3 separate regions of the Homo sapiens genome follow, and all the other regions are linked to region 2. Evidence: chromatin contacts called from ENCODE Hi-C or POLR2A ChIA-PET data. All regions are on one chromosome and are shown on one strand. Each heading gives the region's core, a stretch centred on a gene start or an enhancer-like site at or near the end of the contact. The rest is flanking DNA. Distances are from core to core; before and after follow the strand shown.

Region 1 (4,906 bases), core at 609-3,108, 220 kb before region 2:
GTGAGAAAGCAAAGTCCTGGAGGCATTGTCTTGGGTTGAACATCTCTCCTTAAACATTGTCTCCAAAAAGTAGATGAGAGAGAGAGACAGAGAGAGAGAGAGAGAGAGAGAGAGAGAGAAATGTCACAGGGCCAACCTGACAGCTCTTGTGTTTTTAATGGAGTGTTGGCCCTGGAGCTCTCACAGGATATGAATTTGCAACAAAAGTGGCTATCCCAAAAAGGGCTATGGAGTGGCAGAAAATGTGCCTGCCAAAAATAGAGACCTGGGTGCGATCCCTGGTCTTGATGAGTGTCTATTGGAGATTTCTGGGCAAGTAACTGAACTCTTTCCATTTGTGCCAGCTGATCACGGTCTTGTGAGAGCATTAAGTGATACATGAACAGGGAGCATATTTGAAAATACACCATTCTCTGCTACTACAGAAAGATGCACTAAAGCATAGAAATGGAAATATCATCCTTGAAGGCAAGCAAGTCATTCTGCTTTAATGAGAATGGTGTGTGTGGTGGCAGTCTTCAGCTCCAAACTGAAAGCTGTGAACCACCCCCAGAGCAGAAAGACCACCATTGCTTCCCATATGTGTGTATTTTAGGAAGGGGTGATGATTAAGTCTTAGACACCATTTTTGTCACTACCAAAAGAAAAAGACTAAACAGATGTTCTCTGGGCCCTTTCCAAGCCCTGGTTTATTTTGTTCATCAGTGACTTCGGAAGTCTCTTCCCGACCCTTCACTCTTGCAGAAGAGAGGCAAGTAAGAAGTGAATCTTTCAGAAGATGACAATCTGATTTCCAACAATAGTGTCTTGCAGTTTAAAGATTTTAAATAAGTATCATTTGCAAATACATTGTTTAAAGTTTCCCCAGAGATTGCTAGTAAGGCGAATAGCCCTTTGCATTGGTAGAGAAGGAGGACAGAGTCCTAAGTTTTCCAGCGATTTTCAGGTGATCCCTTCCATTCTCCAAGTCCAGGGGAATTTGAGGCTTCTGTGGCATTAGTGATGCCGACAGGCATAAAAACTGAAATCTGAATATCTAAGCTCTGAGTAGTCTGCTTGTTTTGTGTTTGACCCATTATTCAATGGTTGGTGAGTATTTGCCATTCCTCTAAAACTTCGTATTTTGTCACGTTGCCATACTTCTGGAAAATGCCTGGAATACTCCCTCCCCATTCCCTTGGGATTTTCTACTCATTCTTGGAGCTGCAGCTCAAATTTTCCATTCAATGAGATTCTTCTTTGTCCCCGCAAGTGAGAGAGAGAGAGACAGCCACCATCTGTGTCTCCAGAGGGCCTTGTACAGGCGCTATTTATAGCAGCATCATATTATAATTAAATTATGTATTTGTTTTCTGTATTTGTCAGGCTATGGTCAATAAAATAAAGCCCTTTCCAGGTAGTTCAACAGGAGGAATTTAATGCAATAAGCCAGTTACAAAGATGTTGAGAGAGTGAATAAACCAAAGAAGACGTAAGGGGGCATCTCAGATTTTAGTTACACTAGGAAGCTGCTAGCAGTCACAGGGCTAAAAGAACAAAGGTAAAGCATAAGCTGTTACCAGAGCCCAGCAGTCAAGGCTCCCTGGCTAGATCTGGTCCAGTGGAACTAGGATCACTGGAACACCACCTGAAGCAAAGAGAGATGGGGATGATTCTCCCACCATCTACCCAATACCCATCCTCCAATCTCAAGCCAGTGTCCCCACGGCCTTAAACAGAGACCAACGCCTGTTGCTAAGGCTATCTGGGAAATGCAGATTTCAGAGAATGGCCAAGGACTGGATGTGACAGCAAAGAAGCAAGTAACTGCCTCCCATACCCATCTCTCTCAGTAGACACAGAGTTTCATTCTGATTTCTCCAGCACAAGAAAGATACTACACGAGTTTGCTGAGTAAAGTGCTGAACTGAAAGTAAGATCCATTTCCTTTGTATTCTTGTCAAAGGAGCTTATGCCTCTTTAGAAAAATAATACCAACCTTCTTAGCCTAGCCTAAACCATTTTCTTTTTTCCTCCCTTCAGTTACGGTGTTTCCATCTTTGTCTGTTGGCTTTGTACAGTCTACACATTCTCAAACTTCCAGGAGGATGAGAAGCCACTGGTAATCTTGTTTGAAATTTGCATTGAATTTAGTTCTCTGCTCCCAAGGGCCCTGCTCTGTAGGCCAGTCAGGCTAAGAAAGGAGCTGCTTTGCTCTCAGAAACTTTTTAAGTCTTTTCGTTACCAATTTGCCAGCGTGAGCACATAATGAGGTCTTGGAGTAGCAGATAGGGAATTCGTTTCTCAGCCAAGTGGCTGAACTTGTAGCCATCAGATCGTGGACCATTATCTATAATCACTTCACAGATATTCCACAAAGATAATTTTCTTTGTATGATTAAAAAAAAAAAGCCAGGTCTTTCTCAAGGCTTTCATTAAGCCTGGGCCAAAGCAAGATGAGCTCATGTTGATACCTAAGAGGGTGTGTATCTCTTCTCTAAGATGAAACCATGGGGCTTCAGTCCTAGCTGTGAAGCTACCTTCCAAGAAGCAACCAACGGTAACTATATGAATGGGCGTTTACTAGTCTCTGAATCTCTGGGCTGTTTCCCATTCGTCAATTTTTACATGCAGGATCTGTGTTGGTGATGTCTATTTGTCATGACATTCCTCAGAACCTGCTTATACATCAGCTTAGCACCAGATTCCTTGCTCAAGTTCAGGGGGATACAAGATCATAAGCTACTCTGTGGAGAAACAAATCTGGAAAACTCCATGAGAAAAAAAAGTTCTTGTTTGAGAAAGATGGGTAAGTTGGGGACAGTGGTTTGCTGAAGCCAACTTGTGAAGACCCCCAAAAGCTGATTGAGTGCATCTCTTCCCAACTCTGTGTTCAAAATGGCATCATGCTGGTAGCTTGAAATTGACCAGAATGTTGAGTAGTTACACCACAAAGGCTGGCAAACACTGCAACTCGGGGCTTGTTACTATTAAGTCTTCTCAGAAATCTGGTTGCAAAACATGTACCTCTTGAAGGAGAAGAATCCCATCTTTGCCAACCTCTACCCTTTGATAAAGTCCATCAAATAAGGATTACTAAGAACATACTTGTGGCCAAAAAAAAAAAAAAAATAGGTTTGTTAACCAGCTACGACAAGGTTGATGGAACACCACGGGAATTGTGGAGCATCTCATTAAGATGGGGTTGCAGCGGGGCTTGTTATGGGTTTTGGGCTTGTGCAGAATGATTTTTAAGAGGGGCTAGGGAAGATGGAAAGCTCTATATTGGACGCTGCCATGAAGAACAGGCGTTTAGAAACTAGGTATGCAGCAATCATTATTCAGGAGGAAGAAGAGTGAAGTGGGGCTGAGGGAGTCACTGGGAAAGAAGTCGCCATTAGGTAGGAAAGCAATAATTGCTCAAAAGGACAGAGGTTGCCCATCCCTCTGCAGCTGTGGGATGGCCTGGGAGGCACGCTGTAAATTTATGTGGTCTTGGCCAAGTCCCATCACGAACTTTTTTTTTCTTTGTAGATTCTATTGGGAACATCATAGTCTGATAACCAGCAGGTCTAAGACTTGGACTCAGGGTCCTGTTTCCTTGGAAACAGCAAAGTTAAGATAACTGTGGAATGTTGTGTTCAAACTTCTTATCGTCTGGTTTGGAAACCGAGGCTGCTTCCCTATGTCAAAGTGACCCATGAGGCTTGGCCCCTCCACAAGAACGGGCTGCCCTTTCCCATCAAAGCGAACCAAACAGCAAACTTTCTCAGAGCGTGGGATCTTAGAAAACATGGGTTCTCCACAGTTTCACTGAGGTTGGTTAACAAAATCAGTTTTTTCTGGTTCACACCTTCTACTACCCTTCATCCACTCACCATTGCTGACTTCATGCTCACTCGTCTTGCTACTAGATTCACAGGGAACGTGGTTGCATTCTTGCCCAAAGAAAGTACAAATATGATAAAAGATTTCAAAAACCTTTATATCTTTTTCTTATTTTTTATTTTTTAGAGACAGGATCTCATTATGTTGCCCAGGCTGGCCTCGAACTCCTGGGCTCAAGTGATCCTCCAGGCTTAGCTTCCCAAGTAGCTGGAACTAGAGGTGTGCACCACGCTGCCTGGCTCAAGACTTATATTTCTGAAACACCTGTTGTCTCCAGAACTGAACACAGTGCCTGGCACAAAGTAAGTACCTAATAAATGCCTATGGGATAAAATGCCATAGGATGAGAGATATTTGGGAGTGATATAGGACTTCGGCATGTCTCAGCCCACACTGTGTGGATAGCTCACACTGTGTATTTACAGGTCATTTGTTGCAATAATGGTCAAGTTCCTTTTTCAGTAGCAAGTTCTCTCCAATGTCAGGTGGATAGGAAGGCAAATGTGGTATCTGCAGCTGTGTCCTGTAGGTGTGGCCCTTGCTGGGAGTAAACATAAAACATGGTCTTTTTCTACCATTCACATCCCTAAGGCAACATGCCACAAATGACCAGCACTTTCAGCATTGCTTCTCTTAATGTGGTCTCCACACCACCTGCACCAGACTCACCTGAGATGTTTGTTTTTAAAAATGCAAATTCTCCTCTCCACCCCAGATCGACGGAATTGGAAACTTTAACACTGGAAACCAAGGCCTGCAGTTTTCACAATCTTCCCCACGCAATGCTTGTGCATGCTCAAGTTTGAGAACAACTGATCCACATGATGTGACTTTTTTTTTTCCTTATGGTCTCCTCATCTAACAAATCAACAGGAATGTATTGATGCTGGACAGTCATTCACTTGTCCACTCAAGCAACATTGACTGAGTGTCAGGTACAGAGGTAACCGCACTGAAGAAAATACTCAAGGTGCCTACAGTTGCCCAGGAAACCCATCTGTCAAGGTTGTTTGCCCTGAAGAGAGAGAGGTTTTGTTTG
Region 2 (5,111 bases), core at 2,440-4,939:
TAGGTAGATGCAAAGAAACCTAAAACATACTTTGAACATAGAGCCTGAGAAATTCTGGGATTATGGATTAGATGAATATGGACTTTTCAGTTATTTAACATACTGAAAGCAAAGGGAAAGCCTTGAAGATTCTTGTGAGTATGGTAGGAGTTAAATGACAAGAAATAATACTTTGCCCAGTTTTAAGAGAACTCATGACATTTATGACAGTCAAGAATGATAAATTCTGAATTATGTCTTGTCTTTGATACAGAAGACAAGGAAGATAACTTATGTCTCTCTGTGGCTTTCAGTGTCAAGGTGATCCAAAATCACGGTCCCAAATTTTGCATTGTTCTCACCGGTTTGTGGGAGCTAAAAATTAAAACAATTGAACTCATGAAGATAGTAGAAGGATGGTTACCAGAGGCTGGGAAGGGTAGTGAGAAGGTGGGGAGGAAGTCGGGAGTGTTAATGGGTACAAAAAAATAGAAAGAATAAGTATGACCTAGTATTTGGTAGCACAACAGGGTGACTGTAGTCAATAATAATATAGTTGCATATTTTAAAATAACTAAAAGAGTATAATTGGATTCTTTGTAACACAAAGGATAAAGGCCTGAGGGGATGAATACCCCATTTACCATTATATGACTGTTATGCATTGTATGCCTGTATCAAAATATCTCATGTACCCCATACATGTATACACCTATTTACCCACAAAAATTAAAAATTAAATTAAAAAATCCTGCTCTCTTTGGGGAAGGTCTAGTTTAGATGGTAACTAGGTCATAGTATTAATATTTAACATATGTATTGCATTGTCATTGTGATTCTGATTTTTCATTATTTTCTCTCTGACACTTCACATAAAATGTTCTGTTCTTTCTTCTTTCTGACAGATGAAAATAGATGTTTAAAAGCAAATGCCAAATCATGTGGAGAATGTATACAAGCAGGGCCAAATTGTGGGTGGTGCACAAATTCAGTAAGTAAGGTTGCTCAAGTCCTTTCCATTTGTTCTCTGGTCATTTAGTGTGGCTCAGTGCTGTATCCTTCAGAAGCACATATTAATTTTTATGTAAATCATAAAATGAATAACCTAATGGTTTGGAGCTATGTGGTTCAACACAGTAGCCACTAGGCAGATGTGGCTATTGAGCACTTTTGTACAAATTAGAATTGCTCTAAGTTTCAAAGATATACAAGATTTCAAAGACTTAGTATTAAATAAATAATAATGGTGAAATGATAATTTTTGTATATTTAAAAATAATGTTATAACAGTGTTAAAATTTTCTCTTTTTCTTTTTTTAGTGTGGCTACTAAACAATTTTAAAATACATATATTTGTAGCTCATCTTTGTGGCACATATTAGATTTTTATGGGAGAACCTTCAAAAAAATCCTAGTCATTTAGTTTGACTGTTTCAGATTTCCCCTTTTTTGATGGGGAGGTATAAATTAACCTTCTTAATTATATTTGAGTTAAACTACTGGAATTGATTTGCATCCCAATATAAGCTTATTGAGGTTAATTAGGGTTTGGATTTTATTCACTTTTGTCATCTCTATACTTTTGCTAATATGGTACCTTCCACAAAGCCTACTAAATGTTCAGTGAGTCAATGAATGAATGAATGAATATATCAAAAGAGAAGGTAAGGAGAAGTCATTTTGAGGTTGTATAGTTTATTCACAGAATGAATAACTAATATCAGAAGATCAAGGGGTTACTGATTTTGTTTTCATGCAGGCATTTGGGCCCAAGTTTCAAGTGCCTATTTTTGTATGCCTAAGTGGTCAAGTGTCAGATATGTCGTATGGTTTGACCACATGAAAGAAAAAATGAGAGGTTTTGTTGTTTTTCAAAAATTTTCTAATGGTGTTTTCTAAAAGTGGTGTGTTGGGATTACATTGGCAACAGTGGAGGAAATATGGAGTGTTGTGAGTTTGTCTCAGGCAAGGCTTATGTAACTGAAGCTCTTGGTTTTCATATCTGAAAATGAGGATGATAATATCCGCTTTATCTATTGTTACAATAATTAGAATTGATGAACTTAAAGCAGTTTCACTTAAAAACTTCTAAATAAGTGGTAGCTGCTATTATTGTTAACATATCCATTTTATGGGGACTACAGTTTATCTGTAGTTAAGGATTATCTTAGCCTTTGAGCTTTGGAGCATAATCCTTAAAATTTTAAAGGCTTTCTGAATATATTCAGTGAAATTGTATTTGGGTGTCATGATTGTAAATTTCGTGGATTGATTAGTATTTAGAAATGTGTAATTCACTAGGATCTTGTGCTTTGGTAGGTAGTAGTTTAGGTTTAATAAATAGTGCAGCTTTGAATTATCTGATTCTTGGTATTCCCTTCCAGTTGTTGATTACATAAATACTCTCATTAGTATGATGTTTCTCTTAAAAAATCTTATGTAAAAACTATTGTGTATTCTTTAAATTTAAATATCTTCACTTACTGTTACTTTATACAGCACCGTTAAATTGATATTTGATAAATAAATACCATATATAATGTCACTGTTTCCCCCACATTTTCACATTTCTTGAAACACCTTTATTCACAGTCTTTATATAGATCTTTAACAGCAGTGTTTTTGAATTCACTAAGGCACTTTTCAGTTATATGATTAAATTTTTATTTCTAAGTTGTTTGATGTATACCACATTTAAAATCTCTGTCATTACTAGAAATTTTACTACTGCAAATATCCATTCACCTGCCATTAAGAACTTTTTTTCCTTTTTTGAAATTTACCTGCCATTAGGACCTTTTACCCTTGTCATATACTTACTCCTTTTACCCTTGTCATATACTTACTATTTTGCTTTTTAAAAGTTTTTTAAAAACTTATTTACAATAATAGCTAATACTTAAAGTTTTTTCAAACCTGTGGGAATACTTATTTAATCGGTGCTAAATTTCGTGTTGTCCTTTTAAAAAATGCAATAATTAATTGAGATGTTTTTAAGCTCGTCTGTTTTCCCTAAACATCGGGTTGTTCAGCATATTGCGATGGGGAGAGTGCCACATAATATGAGACGCTTTGTAAGGACTTTTCAAAGGGAAATTTTGGAGAAATGATCTGATATTTGGGTGTATGTATACATTATTAGTAGCCATTAACCATGCTCAATTAGTGATTTCACTAAAGAAATTGCTTTTGATTAGATACTCTGAATTACAAGATAGAGCATTTACTGTGTACACTTGGGTCAGTTCTGGGAAAGGTATTACTTTCTTGGAAATGATTGTTTTTTAACAAGAACACTTACCACAGTTTGGATGAAGGGAGCATTTTGTTTAAAAGCCAGAATTGGGGTACATTAGATGTGATTTGATGTTTTGCAATTTAATTGCTTATTTGCAATTATTATGTAAAAAGGTTTGACCATTACAATTTTCATTTATACCTATATTTTATATGTCATTTAGACATTTTTACAGGAAGGAATGCCTACTTCTGCACGATGTGATGATTTAGAAGCCTTAAAAAAGAAGGGTTGCCCTCCAGATGACATAGAAAATCCCAGAGGCTCCAAAGATATAAAGAAAAATAAAAATGTAACCAACCGTAGCAAAGGAACAGCAGAGAAGCTCAAGCCAGAGGATATTACTCAGATCCAACCACAGCAGTTGGTTTTGCGATTAAGATCAGGTATGGAAGCCCAACTCTGTGAATACCTGCGTGTTTACTTGAGGCATTCGACACCAGCTTTATGCAAACTCTGACCAGTTTCTGTTGAAGGCTCGTTTTTACATGTGGACTGGCACTCAAAAATGTGGAATTGTTTAAATTTTAGAAAATTTTTGCAGATATAACAATTGTAAGACATATTTACTTGGAATAATATTAAATGTTGCCTAATATTCAAAGTAAATTTTGTTAAAGATTCAGAAAGTATTAATTAGCTTTAGTGAGTTTTAAAAATGAAAGTGTTCATCCTCTGGTCTAATTACATAATATATTATAAAAGCAACATTTTAACCTGTTCTTTTCCTTTGTATTTGTTTAGTATTATTAAACTGTTAAGGTTTTTGTAATTATGTCTGTTAGTCCCACATCTAAACATGAAGGAAAAAACAAGCCCTCATCCTCGCTTTTCTGGTTTCCGACCTTTCTTGTCAGGAGAATGGTAGAGTGGCCCTGTCCCCTGACTTCCCTCCCGGCCCCTCCTCAACCAGGTCAGCCCTCTCCTCCTCATCCTGCTCTAGCAAAGCTCCACCATCGCCTTCAGCCCGCAGACCCAGGGGACCCTTGTCAGGATTTTTTTTAACTCTTCTGTACCAAGTAACACTTTGTACTTTTTGAAATGCTCTGTCCTTGATCAATGATACCACTCCTCGGTTTTTCTTTGTGTCTCTTACCATTGCCTTCCAGGCCTCTTTTTGTGTCTTTTTTCTTCCTCCCTTTTTGCAGTCCACCTAAATGTCAGTTTTCCTCTCGTGGCTTTAAAACCCAATTGTATGCTGCAGCAACACAGACTTTTCTTGAGCTCCAAACCCATTTCTCCAATTGCCTATTAGAAATCTATATAGAGAAAACTACAAGTTAAAATTTTAATTACATTTTCATCCAAACCTCTCTCCTGTATTTCCTAAGTAAATTACATTAACGTCTCTTGTATCTCTCTCTTCTCCTCCTTCATCATCTCTCTCTGGGTTTCTTTTGTAGATTAGCTAGTCTCTTTGCCTCATAATGATAATAAAAATAAAATAATAAATAATAAATAATAATAAATAAATAATTATTTTTAAAGCTGTCTGCCAGGCTTTCTAAAGTAAAGATCGGATCATGTTATTCACTTGCAGGGAGTGGCATCCCACTACACACAGAACAGAGTTCACAACTTCAGTGTCTAAAAAGTCAGTTGTACCCTATCACGTGTTCTGCCTTGCCCTCTCCAGACTAATTTATGGTGTTCTATTTGTTTTCTTCTCTTATAAACTGACTTTTTGTCTGTTTTGTCCACTGTGGATTGGGAATATCTTTTTTATCTTTGCATCCTGAAGGCCTGGTGTTTAAAGTATTTGTTGAATGAAACTGAATACATACCCATTGAGTTACTTATGGAATTCCCAGGTTTTTGTAAAAATTATGACAAC
Region 3 (4,610 bases), core at 1,967-4,466, 200 kb before region 2:
AGGTCAAGGCAGATGGATCACTTGAGATCAGGAGTTTGAGACCAGCCTGACCAACATGATAAAACCCCACCTCTACTAAAAATACAAAAATTAGCTGGGCGTGGTGGCAGGTGCCTGTAATCCCAGCTACTTGAGAGGCTGAGGCAGGAGAATCACTTGAACCTGGGAGGTGGAGGTTGTGGTGAGCCAAGATCATGTCACTGCACTTCAGCCTGGGTGACAGAGTGAGACTCCATATCAAAAAAAAAAAAAAAAAAAAGAAAAGAAAAGAAAAAAGAAACATACCGAATATGTAAAAGCTCCCAATTTTAGCTCAGTGGTTACTTGGCAGATATCAACCCAATGACCACAACCAAGGAGGATTGATTGATTGATTGATTATTTTAGATTCAGGAGGTACATATATTTGTTTGTTACATGGGTATATTACATACCAGTGGGGATTGGGCTTCCAGTGTCCCCAATATACCAGTAGTGAACATTGTACCCAACAGGTAAGTGCTCAACCCTTGTCCTTCTTCCATCCTCTCTGCTTTTGGAGCCCCCAGTGTCTATTATTTCCATCTTTATGATCATTCGTACCCATTGTTTAGTTCCCACTTATAAGTGAGAACACGCGGTATTTGGTTTTCTGTTTTTCAGTTAGTTCACTCAGGATGATGGCCTCCAGCTCCATCCACATTGCCGCAAGAATGGTATATATAAACCATGGAATACTACACAACCATAAAAAGAATGAAATCATTATTTTCATTAGTATTCCATGGTGTATATAGACCACATTTTCTTTATCCAGTCAACCACTGATGGGCACTCAGCTTGGTTCCGTGACTTTGCTATTGTGAATAGTGCTGCAATAAATAGGTATATTATTTATATGGTCTCTTTTCCTTTGGGTAGATACCCACTCATGCACTCATAGGATTGCTGGGTTGAGTAGAAGTTCTATTTTTAGTTCTTTGAAAACTCTCCATACTGTTTATCACAGAGTTGAGCTAATTTACATCCTCACCAACAAAGCGTAAGTGTTCCCTTCTCTCCACATCCATGCCAACATCTGCACAACCAAGGAGGATTTAGCAAGAGGATTTTATTCCTTGCAACTAGTAACAAGAACACCTGGGATAACTCCCAAAGCAGTGCCTCCTCGAGCTGGGGGCTAGGTCCGGTTTTATAAGGATAGGGTAATAAGGTGTGATCTGATTGGATTTCACAATGAAGTGATGTCAAAAGCCACGATCTGACTAGATCCTGCCATGAGGTGATGCCAGGGCTCGATCTGATTGGATCCTGATCCTGCCCTGCAGTGTCCGCTTCTTATTTCAGTCCCCACTCCTCAGTCCAAGCACTTAGGTTCCCCTGTGGTTGCATGCCTTGGCTCATCAGGGCATGCTCATGATCTTCAACCTGGGAGTCCCGGGCAACTGAAAAACAAATCACAACTTTGTTACATAAAAGTTGAACCAGATTGGTCTGGTGCAGCTACAGCACTGGCAATAGTGGAGCCATGGGCTGTGTGTCAGCTGGCAGATGAGCTGGCAGATGATCTGGAAATTAAGGTGGCTGTTTTGCCATCCCGTCTCTTTGAGCTGGTGGAGCCTCTAAGCTGGGACTCTGAGCAGAATCTAGAAATGACTGGTTATCTCCTGTTCACTGATACTCGTCGACTGGAAAATATTACTGGGTACTGAACTGGCACAACTCTGCCTTGAAATGACTCAACCTGCATGAGTGGGGTGAGTCATCGCCCTCTGCCACCTTACAGCACAGGCCCCACGTGTTGGTTTTTATTACCCTGCATAAGGTCCAGGCCTCATTCAAGTAGGACTCCAAGGCTGCCTGTCCTCACTTCCTCCATTAGGAAAGAGGTGACGAAGGTGGATAACAATTTTACCACCTGGGGATGTGGATTTCTGCCTTCTATTCGTCATTCCTGACATAGGTTTGGCAAGTCTGTGGGTGCCTTTGCTCCTTGCTCGCAGCTAGAACTGAGAATCCTAACAGCCAGAGAGGTTATTATTTTTCTTATGTTGTCACTAGATTCCAGCTCTGAAATTGCAGGTAATTATCTCTCAATGACCAGCATGCCATCTTTCTCCTCTCTATTTTACACCCAAGCAGGCAGGATGGTTGCTGTATGGTGCATTTTTATTTAATTAGCTAAAAGGCTTGGATCTGCTTCTGTTACCCATAAATTAATGCCCATTGCAGCATGCCATGTTTATTAGTCATGGTGTGGGATTAGATGTCAAGAACAAGAGCTTCATCTTCATCACTGGGCATTGTCCTGTCCAAAGAAAGCAAATGGTTGAAGAGACCAAAAACAATCTGGAAATCCTGTAAGTAGCATCACATAAGCAAAGCAAAGTAGGCTTTGGCAAAGGGAACACATTCAGTCCCCTGCTAAGAAGAGCCACTGCTGAGCTGAAAGCCCCCATAGCTCTGTTAAAAGTGAGTTAAGGATCTAGAACCAGAAATACCATTTGACCCAGAAATCCTATCACTGGGTATATACCCAAAGGATTATAAATCATTCTACTGTAAAGATACATGCACACTTATGTTTACTGCAGCACTGTTCACAATAACAAAGACTTGGAACCAACCTAAATGTCCATCAATCATAGACTGGATAAATAAAATGTGGCACACATACACCATGGAATAATGGACAGCCATAAAAAAGAATGAGTTCATGTCCTTTGCAGGGACATGGATGAAGCTGGAAAGCATCATTCTCAGCAAACTAACACAGGAACAGAAAACCAAACACCGCATGTTCTCACTCATAAGTGGAAGCTGAACAACGAGAACACATGGACACAGGAAGGGGAACATCACACACTGGGGCCTGTTGGGGGGTGGGAGGCTAGGGGAGGGACAGCATTAGGAGAAATGCCTAATGTAGATGACATTGATGGCTTCAGCAAACCACCATGGCAAGTGTATACCTATGTAACAAACCTGCATGTTCTGCACATGTACCCCAGAACTTAAAGTATTTTTTTAAAAAAGTGAGTTAGGGCACTATAGGAACTGGGCAGGACACACAGCCCAGCCTGGTGGAGTGAACCATGAAGGTGATCCTTGAGTTGAAGCCCAAGATTTAGTAAGAGTTGGCCAGGTGGAGGGTGTGAGCCTACCATTCAGAGGGAGTAGACACATGAACACAGGAGAGAGAAACTGCAGGTGGCGCAGTAGAACTGCAGAGGGGAGAAAGGCACCCTGGGTTCTAGAGGGCAAGGCAGCACTGGATCAGGAAGGTCTTACATGATCTGCATGAAGGATTTTAAGCAGCAGAGCAGCATGATCAGAAGTGCAGTTTCTAAAACTTATGCTGGTGGAAGAGAGGAAGAAGGCAAGAGTGAAAGTAGAGAACCCAGTAAGGAAGCCAGGAAAGAAATGCGGACAGTGGCTGGGCTCTGTGTCTCATGCCTATAATCTCAGCGCTTTGGGAGGTGGAGGCAGGAGGATTGCTTGAGCCCAGGAGTTTGAGACCATCCTGGGCAACATACCAAGACCTCATCTCTACAAAAAATAAAATAAAGAAATAGCTGAACTGGTGGCACATGCCTGTGGTCCTAGCTACTAGGGAGGCTGAGGTGGGAGGATTGCTTTGAGGCTGCAGTAAGCTGTGATTGTGCCACTGCACTTCATCCTAGGCAACAGAGTGAGATGCTTGCTTAAATAAAAAAAAAAAAAGAAGAAATGTGGATAATTAGAAACCTAGGCAGTGGTGGTAACAATGGAAAGAGACAGAGCAGACAGATGTGGGGGACAGTGTGGGGCAGGGGATGTACTGGTCTTTGAGGTTGGTCATCTGGGAGAACATCAGAGCCACTCACTGCAACCAGACACCCAGGAAGGGGAGCAGGTCGGCAGAAGAGGGCACGGGAAAGAAAGATGGAATGATGGCATGTTTCATTTAACCCAGGTTGAACTTGAAGCCTTCCTGTCATATACAGTGTGCACCCATGTGGACTAGTCGCACATGTTCAGGTAACTGTAACATCCTCTGTGCCCCATTGTGACCCTTTCTGCCACCCCTACTGGGGACACAGAAGGAGAAACTGTAGTTAAGTGCAGTGTGAGACTGGGGAAACTGATCAGCTGTGATCTAAAGCAGGGATCCTCAACCCCCCGGGCCATGACAGGTACCAGTCTGTAGCCTGTTAGGAACTAGACCAAACAGAAGAAGATGAGGGGTGGGCAAGCAAGGGAAGCTGAGCTCTGCCTCCTGTCAGATCAGTGATGGCATTAGATTCTCACAGGAGTGCGAACCCTATTGTGAACCGTGCACACGATGGATCTAGGTTGCATGGCCCCTTACGAAAATGTAATGATAGACCAGGCACGGTGGCTCATGCCTGTAATCCCAGCACTTTGGGAGGCCGAGGCAGGTGGATCACAAGGTAAAGAGATCGAGACCATCCTGGCCAACATGGTGAGACCCCATCTCTACTAAAAATACAAAAATTAGCTGGGCTTGGTGGCGTGCGCCTGTAGTCCCAGCTACTTGGGAGGCTGAGGCAGGAGAATCGCTTGAACCCAGGAAACGAAGGTTGCAGTGAGCCGAGATCACGCTACTGCACTCCAGCCTGGTGACAAAG

What was found. Hi-C counts contacts between places; a loop is a spot of excess contacts on that map. ChIA-PET counts read pairs that join two places held with the same protein, here RNA polymerase II (POLR2A). Pooled maps may share reads with other maps.
Region 1: a map of B cell shows a loop between it and region 2 (3-fold over the local background). The contact joins two enhancer-like sites. A Hi-C loop is called at or near these places in 2 of 168 maps with a recorded cell type or tissue (B cell and CD4-positive, alpha-beta memory T cell). POLR2A ChIA-PET finds 5 or more read pairs at or near these places in 6 of 52 experiments (CD8-positive, alpha-beta memory T cell, HepG2, PC-3 and 2 more).
Region 3: a loop to region 2 is called in a map of CD4-positive, alpha-beta memory T cell, with 2.6 times the contacts of the local background. The contact joins two enhancer-like sites. A Hi-C loop is called at or near these places in 2 of 168 maps with a recorded cell type or tissue (B cell and CD4-positive, alpha-beta memory T cell) and 3 of 50 pooled maps. POLR2A ChIA-PET finds 5 or more read pairs at or near these places in 3 of 52 experiments (A549, PC-3 and activated T-cell).

What each region holds. Positions count from the first base shown.
Region 1 is chr10:33,151,063-33,155,968 of GRCh38, reverse strand. No RefSeq gene overlaps it. Among named protein-coding and RNA genes, the nearest start is that of IATPR, 37 kb to the right of the region's middle. Within about 2 kb of position 1,858, at least 5 of the 41 ENCODE cell types and tissues checked have a DNase peak (open chromatin) inside an H3K27ac peak, as active enhancers do.
Region 2 is chr10:32,928,374-32,933,484 of GRCh38, reverse strand. ITGB1 (integrin subunit beta 1) reads left to right here. Exons shown (of 16, transcript NM_002211.4): 3 at 885-970; 4 at 3,441-3,663. Among named protein-coding and RNA genes, the nearest start is that of ITGB1, 27 kb to the left of the region's middle. Within about 2 kb of position 3,689, at least 2 of the 41 ENCODE cell types and tissues checked have a DNase peak (open chromatin) inside an H3K27ac peak, as active enhancers do; they include PC-3, where a contact is called at or near this core.
Region 3 is chr10:33,131,382-33,135,991 of GRCh38, reverse strand. No RefSeq gene overlaps it. Among named protein-coding and RNA genes, the nearest start is that of IATPR, 17 kb to the right of the region's middle. RefSeq lists an enhancer at 1,026-2,225. Within about 2 kb of position 3,216, at least 4 of the 41 ENCODE cell types and tissues checked have a DNase peak (open chromatin) inside an H3K27ac peak, as active enhancers do; they include PC-3, where a contact is called at or near this core.